2 separate regions of the Homo sapiens genome follow, and region 1 is linked to region 2. A link is a contact called in ENCODE Hi-C or POLR2A ChIA-PET data. All regions are on one chromosome and are shown on one strand. Each heading gives the region's core, a stretch centred on a gene start or an enhancer-like site at or near the end of the contact. The rest is flanking DNA. Distances are from core to core; before and after follow the strand shown.

Region 1 (7,143 bases), core at 53-2,552, 4.3 Mb before region 2:
CAAACCCATCTTTTATATGCAAACAGGCAAAAATGGAACTGTTTCTACTGTGGCTGTTTGACTACTCTAGGGTCTCAGAAAACAACACCCCAAAATGCAGGCCTCAGGAGCAGCTCTCTCTGACCCTCTCCCTCCCTCCTGTCTTTGGCCCCTCACTCTCCTCCGAGGCCAGCCATAGAAACTGGAATCCTTCTTCCTCAAGGCAGGTCATAGAAACCAGAGCCCTTCTCCCCCAAAGCCAGACATCGAACCCAAAAATATTACTCTTTCTCCCACACATTTCTGGGTAAAAACTGGCCATAAATTATCTGACCTACCTTGTTTGCTTGCAGGTCCTAAGACCCCTCCATCCCAGAGAGAGTCCTGCCCCGTACTCAGAAGGAAGGAATGCTGCAGAGAAAGGTCAAGAAGAATCTACACGGACAGGACTTGCTGGGTTTCCCCACTCAGGTTATTGGCCTTCTGGTCCAATCATATTTCTTTTTTCGTGGTTTTTTTTTTTTTTTTTTGAGACGGAGTCTCACTCTGTTGCCCAGGCTGGAGTGCAGTGGCATGATCTCAGCTCACTGCAATCTCTGCCTCTCAGGTTCAAGTGATTCTCCCGCCTCAGCCTCCTGAGTAGCTGGGATTACAGGCGCGCGCCACCATGCCCGATCAATTTTTGTATTTTTAGTAGAGACAGGGGTTTCATTATGTTAGCCAGCCTGGTCTCGAACTCCTGACTTCAAGTGATCCGCCTGCCTCGACCTCCCAAAAGTTCTAGGATTACAGACGTGAGCCACCGCGCCCGGCCCAAAGTGAGATTTCAACTCTCTCTACACCAGCTGGACCTGACAGCGGACTCGCGGAGGCGCAGACGCCGCCGGCGGTCTTAGCTCAAGAATGAAGCAGCCGCACTGGGCTAATGCGCCTTTGGGTTCAGCCCGGCAGGCGAGGGAAGCAAGAGTTCGCTCAGATTGGCTTTTGGGTTTAAGCTAAAGCGTCAGAAACTGACATCCAGGTTTACATGGGGCATCCTGGAGAGGGTCAGCCTCGCAAGCGGCTCTGCTAATCCCCCAGCCCTGATCCCGCTCGCGGGTCCCGGTGGGTCTCACGCCTGTAGCTCCTGCGGAGCTGGGCTTTCAGCGGCGCCCAGAGAAGCACCAGCCGGGCCTGGCCGCCGGGTCCCGGCTCCCGCGGGACGCTGGAGGCGTCGGCGGCCCTGGCCCCGCCTCCTCCCCGGCAAGGCCCAATGGGGCGGCAGGCCCGGCAGCCCCGCCCCGGTGGTGCCCGCGCGGCCAGCGCCCGCCAGGCCCAGCGTTAGCCCGCGGCCAGGCAGCCGGGAGGAGCGGCGCGCGCTCGGACCTCTCCCGCCCTGCTCGTTCGCTCTCCAGCTTGGGATGGCCGGCTACCTGCGGGTCGTGCGCTCGCTCTGCAGAGCCTCAGGCTCGCGGCCGGCCTGGGCGCCGGCGGCCCTGACAGCCCCCACCTCGCAAGAGCAGCCGCGGCGCCACTGTGAGTGCCGCGCGGAGGGTCCAGGCAGGCGCGCGCCCCCAGCTGCGACGTGGCGGCTTCCCAGGCTGGGGCCGGGAAGCACGTCCCGCCAGCCCGCAGCCCGGGGACGGCGGGGTCAGGCGCACAAAGGGCCGCGGGGCAGCTTCGCTCCGCGCTCCCCCGCCCGGCGCTTCCCGGCCGTGCCAGGCGCTGGGGTGGGGACTTGAGGGACGGTGGCAACTGGTGGCCCGGGCGACGGCCAGCTCTGCGCGGGCGGGGGCTCGGGGCTGCCGCGCGCCCCTAGGTATTTCGGGAGGGGGTCCTGAGAGTGTCCCGGACCCGAAGGGTGGCCTGCCCGCCCTGCGCCCCTGGAACGAGACGAGCACCCGTGGGGGGCTGGAGCACCCCGCGCGCTCCCCTGGCGAGAGGGAGGGTCGTGGCTCGGCCCCTGCTCAGACAAAGGCTGGGAGGCGGGAGACATGCACTTCCCCTTCCTTTTCAGCCAGGCGCGCGCTGATACCAGGCCCACGTCAGCTATTTTTGGAGCCTTTTACACGACAGCTGGAGGAGCGTCCTTTTTAATTTTCCCCTTTTGTTTGGCCGCCCCCACCCCCACCCCTTCGCCTTCATCGCTGCACTTGAGGCTCCATCCTGGGGCCTCTCCTTGACTTGACCTGCCTTGGCAGGCACATGCCCTCCCTGCCTGGCTCACTCGCCGCAGAGACCTGGCAGCCCGCGCAAAATGTCACTTTGCGGAATCGTTCCCACGGCTTCTGGGTACCCTTAGTTCCCTGCTTAGGAGGGAAGACAGTAGTCGGGTCGTAATAAGCAAGACTTAGCCCGAGCCTCCGTTGCCAACGCAGGCTGCCTTGCTTGGCGTGTGGGCATCGGCCTGCCCCCTCACCCTGGCTACCCAACACAGCTACAAAAGGCAGGGAACAATGTAGGTCCCTTGGCCCTGCCTAATGCCTGTTGCCATGGAAACCCCTATCCTAATCTGGCCAGGAGCCCCTTGCAGTGAGCCAGGAGAGTGAGGAAGAGGGGATGGGGCCCGCTGGCCCTGACCTGGCCAGAGGAGGTAATGGTTAACCGGATTGTGGGAGCAGCTGACTAGAGCCGGGGGGGTAGGGAGGCTTGGGCCCCAGTCCTACCTTCCCTGCCAAGGAGAAAGGGGCATGTCTGCTTTTGTACCTCTGGGAATCTACCTCAGGGATCTGCCCAACAACTCCCAGGTTCCAAGTGCCCCAGGACCCAAAGATTCCCATATAGCACACCACCTTCAGCAAAAATATGGTGGAAGTTAGCCACATTCTTTAATTCTCCCTTTTTTTCTGCCTTGATGGTAAAAAAAAAAAAAAGAAACAAACAACCCGAAAAACACACACAAACAGGAACACAAAGCGCCTTTTAAGGGTCCTGAATTTGGATACAGAAAAAGCAGTCAGTTGCAGGCCCTTCTAGAAGTCCCCATGTGGGTTGGTTATGAATGGGGAAATTGCTTGGTGTTGGAGTTGGACATCAGACTCTACAGTTGCGACTCTGCCAGCTTGTTACCTGGCAACGCAGCTGGAGACAGAATACTTGGCATTCCCCTTGATGACAAGGAAAGAATATTTTGGGGCTAAAAGAGCCCCGTGTCTTTGCTGCCTGGTAATTCCTGCACGCATCTTTTCCTATTTTGCAACGCCATAGGCTTCCAGCGACTGCTGGTGATGTTTCTGGTAAGTTAGAGCTTGGGGCAGTGCGGACCAGTTCTGTGAACGGCTCAGTGGCAGAATTACTTATCTAGCCTTCCTTCACTCCTAACCCAGAAACTTCTTAATTCTTGCCCCTTAAGTGTGCAGATCTTTCTGCCACGTCAGATAAGGCCCTAGCTGCCCTGCCAGAGCTGATTGGGGTGGTTGTGTTTAGGCCTAGTAGGTACTGAGGAAAAGCCTCTTTGGAATGGCTGAGGCCTGCTCCCACATCTTCTGTGTGAAGTTGAGGGCCCTTGGGCTGGTTCCATTCAGGGTATGAGGTGCTGGAAACTGCTCTCAGATTACTGGAAGCCAGGGTCTGTGGCCTTCCCTGGGGTTTATACTCTGTAAACCCATGTTAAAAATACCAGCAGATTGCAAATATTAGTACACTGTAGGTTGTAAGCTTCTTCAGGGCATGGGGCCTATTGCTGGAGAGAGATGCCACCCGTGTACATCTGGTGCAGGCTGCTGGTAAGAACTCACTGGCCCCTGTGTGGCAATGCATACCAGATGGGTGAGAGGGGAGGAAACACATTCAGTGAAACAGAAGGTGAGGGCAGGGCAGCCCTGACCACAGATGGAGTTGACTTCAACTTGACCTTTATTTATGTCTTTGACAAAAGTAGTATACTCCTACTTTGTGCCAGACACCATGCCGGGTGCTGGGGATAGAGCTGGGAATAAAACCAGCAGAGACTCTTTCAAAACCCTTAGGAGCTCAAATTCTGATGTGGGAGGGGGCAGACAGTAAGCAAGATAGATGTTGACTAGTATGATATATGGGTACAAGAGCTAAGGAAGGCCAGGCACTGTGGCTTACACCTGTAATCCCAGAATTTTGGGGGGCTGAGGTGGGAGGATTGCTTGAGGCTGGGAGCTCCAGACCAGCCTGGGCAATATAGTGAGACCCCATCTCTACAAAAATAAAAAATAAAATTAGCCAGGCACGATGGTGCATGTCTGTGGTCTTAGCTACTCAGGAGGATCATTTGAGCCCAGGAGGTCAAGGCTGCAGTGAGGTACAATTGTGCCACTGCACTCTAGCCTGGGTGACAAAGCAAGACCCTGCCTCCCCCTTCTCCCCCCAAAAAGAGAAGAGCTAAGGAGAAACAGGCAAGAAAGGTGTGTGCACAAAAGTTTGTATAGGGCAGCCAGAAAAGTCCTCACTGAAGGAATCGCTGAGGAGGGGAGGAAGCAGGCCATTTTCGGTATTGGGGGAAGAGGGACTCGCAGGTGCCAAGGGCATGATGGAAGAGCAGAGAGGATGGTGCGAAGGCTGGCTCAGCAGGCACCAGGTGGAGTGACAGGATGAGGTTCGGCAGTGGGGTCTGTAGAGGGCTCACAGGCCATTTTTGAGAGCTTTCGCTTTTACTTTGCAGGGTTTTGAGAGGAGTATCGTTACCTGATTTCCATCTTATCGGGAGCATTCTAGCTTCAGGGACCTGGCAAGAGAGGATGATGGCTTGGACCTGGGTGGTGGCGCTGGGGATGGTGAAGAAGTGGTTGGATTCTGGATATATTTTGAAGGAGGAGCCAGTAGTGGGGAAAGGTTCCAATTCAGGCGATTTTACATAAAAATCTAGATACGCAGCAGGCACTCACTTATGGCAAGGGTGGGCTTGTCTGAGGGTGGCTTCTGGTTTTGGTGGTTTGGATGTGAGAGAAGGGAAGGAATGAAGGATGACACCAAGGAGTCTACTAGAGTTTGTTCCAAAATGGCTGTTCTGGCCGCGTGCGGTGGCTCCCAGGACTTTGGGAGGCCGAAGCAGGCGGATCAGTTGGGGCCAGGAGTTCGAGACCTGCCTGGCCACCATGGTGAAACCCGGTCTCTACTAAAAATACAAAAATTAGCTGGGTGTGGTGGCAGGCGCCTGTAGTCCCAGCTACTCAGGGGCTGAGGCAGGAGAATTGCCTGAACCCAGGAGGTGGAGCTTGCAGTGAGCCGAGATCACGCCACTGCCCTCCAGTGTAGGCGACAGAGTGAGACTCTGTCTCAATACATACATACATACATACATACATACATGCATGCATACATACATACATACATACATAAAATATACAAAGTTGCTGTCCTGCCTTCTTGAGCCCCCAGGAATTGGAACCTTTCCCCACTCTCTGATCTTTTGCTGGGACATGCTGACTGAGCAGCCTTTCTGCTGAGAGCATGGGTAGGAATGTGGAGGGAGCAGTTATGCCTGGGGCTGGCTGCCTGCGGCTGGACCTCTAGCCTCCTGCTGGGAGCAGCAAGAAGCCAGGGATGTGTTTTGAAATCCTTACTTGGTATTGGGTGCTAGGAGCCCCAGACAGGGAGGAGAGTCAGCCTAACGTGCCTCTGGTGACTGGTGTAATTCCATCCTGCACTCTCGCCAAGAGGACAGTGTTTGTGCAATGCATCAGCTGAAGATTCGTGGTGGCTGTCACTTCGGAGGTTTTCAGGGAGGCCTAGCTGCTGCTCTGTGTATTTCAGGTAGCTTGTCACCACTTATCTCTCAGAGAAGGGCAGACCATGGCTGTATCTCCACCATACAGGCTGAACAGCAGACAGGGGTCTCAAACTCCAGTGCCCTGGGCCACACTGGAGGGCACTTGGCTGTCATGGAGTGAAGGGAGAGGCCGCCTTCAGCCCAGCCCATCCTTGCCATGAGTGAGTGCCTGCTGCATTTCTAGATTTTTATATAAAATCTCCTGATTTTTTTTGACTGGTTTAAATTTTTATTATTTTGGTAAAAAACGTATAAAACTTACCATCTTAGTCATTGTTCAGTGTACAGTATTGTTAAGTACATTCGCACTGTTGTGCAGACATTACCACCATCCATCACCAGAACTTTGTCACCTTGCAAAACCGAAACTCTCTACCCATGAAACAATACCTCCCCACTTCCCGTCCCCAGTCCCTGGCAGCCACCTTTTTACTTTCTGTTTCTATGAATTTGACTATTCTAGGTACCTCATGTAAGTAGAAGCATATAGTATTTGTCTTTTGTGACTGGTTTATTTCACTTAGTTAGCATAATGCCCCCCAGGTTCATCCACTTTGTAGCAGGTGTCAGAATTTCCCTTCTTTTCAAGGCTGAATCATATTCCATTGTATGTAGATAACAGTAGTCCCCCTTATCCTTGGAGGATGCATTTCAAGATCCCCAGTGGATACCTGAAACTGCAAAGCCTGTAGATACTATGTTTTTTTCCTATACATACAGATCTATGATAAAGTTTAATTTATGAATTAGGAACAGTAAGAGATTAGCAATAATAACTAGTAATAAAATAGAACAATTATAACAATATACTGTAATGAAAGTTACATGAATGTGATCTCTTAAAATATCTTACTGTACTGTACTCACCTATTTTCAGACTATGGTTGACTGTGGGTAACTGACACCACAGGTAACTGACGTCATGGAAATAAAACCTTTGATAAGGGGGGACTGTATCACATTGTCTTTATCCATTCATCTGTGATGGACACGTGGGTTGCTTCTATCTTTTGCTGTTGTGAACATTGCTGCTATGAATGTGGGCATACATATATCTCTTTCAGACCCCGCTTTCGATATTTTTGGATGTATATACAGAAGCAGAATTGCTGGATCATATAGTAATTCTTGTCCTTTTCTTTTCTTTTTTTTTTTCGAGACGGAGTCTTGCTCTCTTTCGCCCATGCTGGAGTGCAGTGGCGCGATCTCAGCTCACTGCAAGCTCCGCCTCCCGGGTTCATGCCATTCTCCTGCCTCAGCCTCCCCAGTAGCTGGGACTACAGGCGCCTGCCACCACGCCTGGCTAATTTTTTGTATTTTTAGTAGAGTCAGGGTTTCACTGTGTTAGCCAGGATGGTCTCGATCTTCTGACCTCGTGATCCACCCGCCTCAGCCTTCCACAGTGCTGGGATTACAGGTGCGAGCCACCGTGCCCGGCAGTAATT
Region 2 (6,981 bases), core at 532-3,031:
GCGCCAAAGGGGACCCAAGTGGGTTGCTGCTCCTGGCTGGGGGGCGGCCAGCTTTTATTAGCTTATTTGTCCAGGCCCATGTGCTGCTGATTGGTCCATTTTACAGAGTGCTGATTGGTCCGTTTTACAAACCTCTAGCTAGCCACAGAGTGCTGATTGGTGCATTTCTACAGAGCACTAATTGGTACATTTTACAAACCTCTAGCTAGATACAGAGCGCTGATTGGTGCATTTTACAATCCTCTTGTAAGACAGAAAAGTTCTCCAAGTCCCCACTGGACCCAGAAAGTCCAGCTGGCTTCACCTCTCACTACCTTTTCTCTTCAGAAGGCACCTTAACAGTGCACTTGGCAAGCTTCTTACCTCTGGCCAATATTGTTCATAAATATCAGAACCCTGGTGCCTTAGATGTCTGCAGATCTGGGCCAAATGGAAGCACAAATCTGTACTGAGCACTTACTACATGCCAGGCCTATTCCATATGTTATCTTAATCTTTCCCATACCCCTGCAAGAAAGGTTTTAGAATCCTCTTCACCAGTAAGAACCAGACACCAGAGAGTCTGAGCCATCTGCTTCAGTCCTACCCAGCTCTTGAGGGGCAGGGCGGGGCTTCAAACCCAGAACATCAAGCTGTTTCCCAAAAATGCCTTCCCTGGTGGTATCTTCTCATCATCTCCCAGTCTTTTAACCCTGGCATATCTGTCCTGTCTAAGCAGCTTTCTACCCAGGGGCTCTATTTCCCAGGTTCCACTAGTCACAATCCTATCCCCTCTCCCAAATCTTTGTACACTTTCTTAGACCTTCCTTGCACCTCCCACCTCCACCTCCGTCAGGGTGACCTCTGCTTCCTGGGAATTTCCCCGCCCCAGGCTTGGCTCTTTCGTTCTTATCACTTTCTATGCTTTACCTTTTGTATCCTTAAGCAACCTACTTGAATTATCGATTTTCATTGGGAGGGAGAAAAGAGAGGACATTTATTGCGCACTCATTTGTCTGGGAATTTGTCTCCTTTAATCCCCCAAATAATCCGATGAGGAGTTTTTATCTGCCGCTTTACGGATGAGATTGGACACACACAGTAAGCTGAAGTAGTAGTCAGGAGGGAAAAGGACGAAGAATCACAAACCGTTCTCCCCCTCCAAGATGAGTGCATGGTGTGGGCGTCCAGGAAACGTTCCTGGAAGAAATTATTGGATGGATGGATGAATGAATGAATGAACGAACATTTAAAGGCTGGCTTACGAAAGGAGTTTAGTGAGAAATGACACAGAGAGGAGAGCTGAAATACTCCAAAAAATACAGATTTCAAGTACAGGTGGGGTTTGGAGGCTGCAGAAAGTCCCAAACATTCAAACAAGCCCAGAGTGAAAGACAGGGTTTCATTAACACTCGGGCAACTACTAGTGTGGCTCTGAAGAGTCTAAAGAGATCTACAACACTTGTGACCCGAACACAAAAGAGGCATATGCAATCTACAGTGCTCCCTCTGGAAAGCTCTAGAACACCGTCGCGTTTTGTTCCCAAACTTGGGCGGCGGGGTTGGGCAGGCGCCTGTCTCTTTAAGAATCTGGTCGAAGTCCTTTTCCTCGCCCCGCCCCGCCCCCGGTCCCCCCCCCTCCCCGCCCCCGGCCCCCCACCCCCCGGTGCCGGCGCGGCCTGGGGCCCACCCCCTTCTTTTCTGCGGCTGCACTGAAGGGTTCGGCTGCCCATCCGTCACAGAGGCGATGCCTCTGATTGGCTGCTGCTCTTCGGGCCGGGAGGCGGGGCGGGAAGGCCGGAGAAACTAGTTTGTTGGCGGCGCCTAGGCTGTATCGCAGCGAGAGCGTTTTTGCCTGTGGAGAGCCGGCCGACGGGAGCCGCGGCGGAGCCTGTTGAGCTCGCGCGGGCTGCCGGGAGTGGTCTCTGAGGCGGCGGCGGCGGCGGGGATCGTCTCCGGCAGTGAGTATCCAGGCCGGGCGGGGACGCCGTGCTCTGGCCGCAGCACCCGCGCCCCCGCTCCCTGCGCTGGGGACTCACCACCCCGGGCCGGGCCGGGACCAAGCGCTCGGAGCCCCCGCGGGACTACGTGTCCCGGGAGGGGGCCCCGCGGCTGGGGCCGGGGCCCTGGGACAATGGTGGGGAGCGGCGGCCGGCCGGCACCCCGCGGCTCCGCGAGGGAATTCGCCGAGAGCTCTGCGCGAGGGAATGAATTGTTTGGCAAATGGATGTTGCGCGCGGGAGCCGCTACTCTTTCCCCAGGGAGTGGTTGATTCATTGAGTCCGCAGACTCTTTTTTTTAAAAAATTACTATTGATCCTGGAAAGAGAGACTGCTTGTCTTTGAGGACGCGAGCGGCGATGCCCCGCGCCTTGGACGCCCAGGCCGGATGGCTGCCTGCCTGGCGCAGAGCGAGGGCCCGGGGTTCACAAGGGGAGGGTTTGCGCGGGCCTGGCCGCGGAGCCCCGAGCCGTTCACGTTCCGCCTGCCAGGGTCCCTCGTTTCGGTTTGCAGAACTGTCCAGCGGCAGAGAAAGGTCGCACTCAAAGGCACACCCACCTGTCCACCTGGGTGGCGGCCAGACTGGCAGGTCCAGAGCAAGCCCTCTAGCCTGACTCTAATTACCACACTTGCCCTGGCTCCGAGACACACCGCGCGATGTTACGCCCCCACTCCCCCTGTCTCTTTCGTAGTTGCTTTAGAAGCTTTTCTCTTGGGGGATTGTGCCCGGGAGATACCAGATACTTTTTTTGTGTTGCTGCTCTAAGCCCCCAAAGTGCATTCCCATTGTCTTTGAACAAAGAAACATCTCTCTAGAGGCCTGACCCAACGAACTGTGGGTGAGGGGGCGGACCCAGGCCCCTGCAGATTTAATCTGGACGCTCTTGGGTCCTGCTGGATCCCGGTGAATTTGACCTTGGGGAAGGCGGGCTGGACTTTGACTCTCCTCGGTAGTCAGGGCAGAGAATGCCAGGTGTCTGGACCATTTGGTTCCACTCTATCGGCCCAATAGAGAGAGGAAGGGAAGGAAGTTAGCAGTAGCACCAGGAGAGGAGGCAGGATTCCACGGTCTGTATCCTGGACCAGATTCCAGTGACCGTTATGGGGCCAAGCCCTCTGGGACCCTGGGTCCCAGTCTCCCCATTCATAGGAGGAACTGATGCTCAGTGTGCTGATCTGAGCTGTGAGGATTCCTGGCATGTTGGTGAAGGCTTGCGTGGGGGTCTGGGGAAGAGTAGGACACAAAGTCTACCCCACCTCAGGGTCCATTTGGTGTCCCAAGACCGGAGGCTCTTGGGTCCACAAGCTGTGCCTGTGAAGGTTGACGTAGTCAGTCTTTTTCCGGCCTGGCAGCTATTTCAGTTTTGAGTCATTTGTCAGGCAGTGACTCCAGGGTGGTTGATAAAAGGGAGGTAGAAATGGAAGACACCTTCATCCTGGGGTCTTGGGCTGCAGTTGGATTTATGTATGTGGTGCGGAGAGAAGAGCTATAGGCAAATTGCATGCTCCACATCGGAAGCAGGTTCTGCAGCCCGATGCCCCTTAATAGCGTTTTAAATCTGCGGGCACCCCGTGTGGGCAGAAGAGAGCAGGAAGAAAAGAGAACAATTACCCAGTGAAAGCAAGCTTGGTTCGTCCCGTCTATCACTTGGGCGGGGGCGGGGGGAAGGGTAGGATGAGTGAGAGTGTTATTTAGTGGGTGGTTTGTGACTGATTGATTGATTGATTCATTGTTTGAACAGACTTGATTGGGCACCTGCTGTGTGCCAGGCCCTGAGTTAGGTGCTGGAGACTCTTCCTTTAGTGAGCACCTAGATGAGGGAGTGCTGGCACATGGATTAGGGGCCCTGACACATCGTAGTGATAGAGGCAGCAAGAGGAGAGAAGGAGACACAGGTGGGCAAGGCTTCCTGGGGAGAGGATGCCTTGACTAAGATGAGAAAGGCATGTCATCGCCCAGATTCGAGGTGTAGGGCAGCCACCTTTGTCCTGTCGCTCACCCACACTTCTCCCAGAGGCCCAATTCATTGCCAGCCTCAAGATAGGCACAGGTTGAGGCCATGGAGAATGCAAGTGGGAGGTGGTAGAAGGTTTGCTCTCGTCCGTAGTGTCTGGCCGCACAGTCAGCAGTCCAGCGCATTTGTAGGAAGCTGGATGGCTTCTGGATGCAGCCTCTCTTCTCTGGGGGTCCTGGGAGAACCTACCCCCTGGTCCCAAAGACCAGCCCATTGTCTGAGCCCCTAGTCCCTCTGTACCACCAGGCAGTGTAGGCATAGCCTGGCCAGTGTGGGCAGAGCTGGCACAAGAAAACAGAGTGGCCAGACACAAATGAATTGGTTGATTGAGATGCTGGTTTTCATCTAATGTGGTAAATTTCATAATTTAATTGCCTCAGCCAGCCAAGGCTGTTGAAGCATTTTCCTCACCAGGAAACACTTAGTTGGAACAAGCTGGGGGTAGAGGAGGGAGGTGCAGGGGAGGAGGGAGGAGGGAGAACTTAAGCATCCACAGCTTTCAGTCACAGCATCCCAACAGGACTTATCAATCAGCAGCTATCCCCAGCTGATGGAAGTCAGCCCAGCCCCTACAGTAGGTTCCAACCCCTTTCCTTGACCACCTCATTGCCATACCAACCTAAAGCTGTCAAAAGCTGACACCTGTCATCTTCAAGGCATAATCATCCCATACTGCCTCCAGGTCCTTCTGGGGCTGTTAGAAACTGGGGAAGGGGTGCTGTGGGATTAGGTGGGGAAGCGAAGGGGTTTGGGGATAGGAAGGGCTCCCTGTTAAGTCCTTTTAACCCAGGAGCAGTGGAAAGAGCATGGGCTTTGGCACCAGACTGGGGTTCAAATGCTGTGGGTCTGTGATCAAGTTCCTTAACCTCATTGAGCTTTGTTAGCTTTTTTCAGGGGTATGGTGAAGGTTAACCACCATACTATGCAGAATCCCCTAGAATGGGGTCTGGCACCAAGTGGGTGTCAGTCATGCCGGGCTCCCCTTTCCCTTTTTTGTTTTTGTTCCCTGGGTGCAGAATTGAGGTTGGGTGCTTGTTGCTCTGCAGCTGACTTGCAGCCCTCCCCTGAGTCCCCAGTCACCTCACCCCCGCCCCCTACCTCTCTTGCCACTCTTTCTTACTGCTAAACCTTTCCTGCTTTCCTTCCAAGCCCTGTCCCAGCACCCTGTTGGATGATAAACGATAGATGTGTGTGGCTTATTAACCTTTTTTTCTTTTGAGAAGGAGTCTCGCTCTGTCGCCCAGGCTGGAGTGCAATGGCGCCATCTTGGTTCACTGCAACTTCTGCCTCCTGGATTCAAGTGATTCTCCCGCCTCAGCCTCCTGAGTAGCTGGGATTACAGGCACACACCACCATGCCTGGCTAATTTTTGTATTTTTGTAGAGACGGGGTTTCTCCATGTTGTCCAGGCTGGTCTTGAACTCCTGATCTCAGGTGATCCACCCGCCTCAGCCTCCTAAAGTGCTGGGATTACAGGCATGAGCCACTGTGCCTGGCATTTTTCTTTTTTTTTTTTTGAGACTGAGTCTTACCTTGTAGCCCAGGCTGGAGTGCAGTGGTGTGATCTCAGCTCACTGCAATCTCCACCTCTCAAGTCAACCAGTTGTCTGCCTCAGCTTCCCCAGTAGCTGGGATTACAGGCACCCGCCACCATGCTCGGCTTTTTGTATTTTTAGTAGAGACAGGGTTTCACCATGTTGGCCAGGCTGGTCTTGAACTCCTGACCTCGTGATCCACCTGCCTTGGCATCCCAAAGTGCTGGGATTACAGGTGTGAGCCACCGCACCTGGCCTTTTTTTTTTTTTTTTAAATGGCAGCTCTGTGGTCTCAGAAATCAATTTCATTGAGAAATTGCACCATATTTTCTGCAAATACATAAAAATCTTCCTGGTCATACTTTTCTCCCACAGTGGTCTCCTGTTCCCTGAGTTGGGTACAGAGTCTGTATGAGGCTCACCTGGGCCACTTCTTGTTTCAGCGTGACCAAGGCCCGAGGCCAACTCCGTCTCTTCACCATCCCATAGCTAGAGCCCTCAGACCTGGAACCTGTTGGCAGAAAGAGCACTTGAGTCAGAGTAGGGGAGTCGTGCTTGGCCCCAGCTTGCCTGTGTGACTACATGCAGGTTCCCTTACCCCTGTGAGCCTCAATTTGCTCTCCTGTATAATACTTCTATTAAATGTTTTGCTATAAAATTTCAAAAGTTCTTGCAAGCTCTGGTGTTCAGCAGTTTTATAAGGCTCGAGTTACTTGCTTAGCCTTTCTGGTCAGGAAGAGCTTGAACAGCCAGTAGAGTACAGAGGGGCCAATTTAGAAGTCAGGAATGGACCGGGCGAGGTGGCTCACCCCTGTAATCCCAGTGCTTTGGGAGGCCGAGGTGGGCGGATCACCTGAGGTCGGGAGTTTGAGACCAGCCTGACCAACATGGAGAAACCGCTTGTTTACTAAAAATACGAAATTAGCTGGGTGTGGTGGCTCATGCCTGTAATCCCAGCTACTTGGGAGGCTGAGGCAGGAGAATCACTTGAACTGGGAGGCGGAGGTTGCAGCGAGCCGAGATTGCACCATTGCACTCCAGCCTGGGTGACAAGAGCGAAACTCCGTCTCAACAACAACAACAAAAGAAGTCAGGAATGGGGTTCTAGTTCCAGCTCTGCCTTGGATGTGTGCTGTGGGAATTGGGCAAGTTACTTTCTCTGGGATCTAGTTTTTTCACCTGTAGAGTGAGAGGGGTGACGTAGGCAAGCTCCTAGTTTCCTGAAGACTCGATTCAGATTTTCCCAGTAACTCCAAAGGGACGGGGCTGTTCTCCTTGAGCCTCTGGCAGTTCCCTGTCCCTGCCCACTGCCTCAGAGTTTGAGGCCTCCTGCGAAGGGGCTGGTGGAGACAGAAGACTGCATCAGGGGAGCACCAGGCTGGGCTTAGGGGAGCAGGCGTGGGCTCAAGGGAAGGTGGTGTGTGGGTTACTCATTTCTCAGGGCCATCGCTC

Evidence for each region. Hi-C counts contacts between places; a loop is a spot of excess contacts on that map. ChIA-PET counts read pairs that join two places held with the same protein, here RNA polymerase II (POLR2A).
Region 1: a loop to region 2 is called in a map of CD8-positive, alpha-beta T cell, with 19 times the contacts of the local background. The contact joins the promoter of IDH2 here to the promoter of KLHL25 in region 2. A Hi-C loop is called at or near these places in 1 of 168 maps with a recorded cell type or tissue (CD8-positive, alpha-beta T cell). POLR2A ChIA-PET finds 5 or more read pairs at or near these places in 1 of 52 experiments (GM10248).

Annotation. Positions count from the first base shown.
Region 1 is chr15:90,096,627-90,103,769 of GRCh38, reverse strand. It overlaps IDH2 (isocitrate dehydrogenase (NADP(+)) 2), which reads left to right and starts at 1,302. Exons shown (of 11, transcript NM_002168.4): 1 at 1,302-1,494. The coding sequence starts at 1,380. It overlaps IDH2-DT (IDH2 divergent transcript), which reads right to left and starts at 1,638. Exons shown (of 3, transcript NR_149130.1): 1 at 1,392-1,638; 2 at 318-390. RefSeq lists silencers at 1,092-1,551, 1,872-1,941, 2,432-2,521, 2,582-2,631 and enhancers at 1,166-2,020, 2,021-2,876.
Region 2 is chr15:85,789,725-85,796,705 of GRCh38, reverse strand. It overlaps KLHL25 (kelch like family member 25), which reads left to right and starts at 1,781. Exons shown (of 3, transcript NM_022480.4): 1 at 1,781-1,940. RefSeq lists silencers at 1,591-1,660, 1,811-2,110.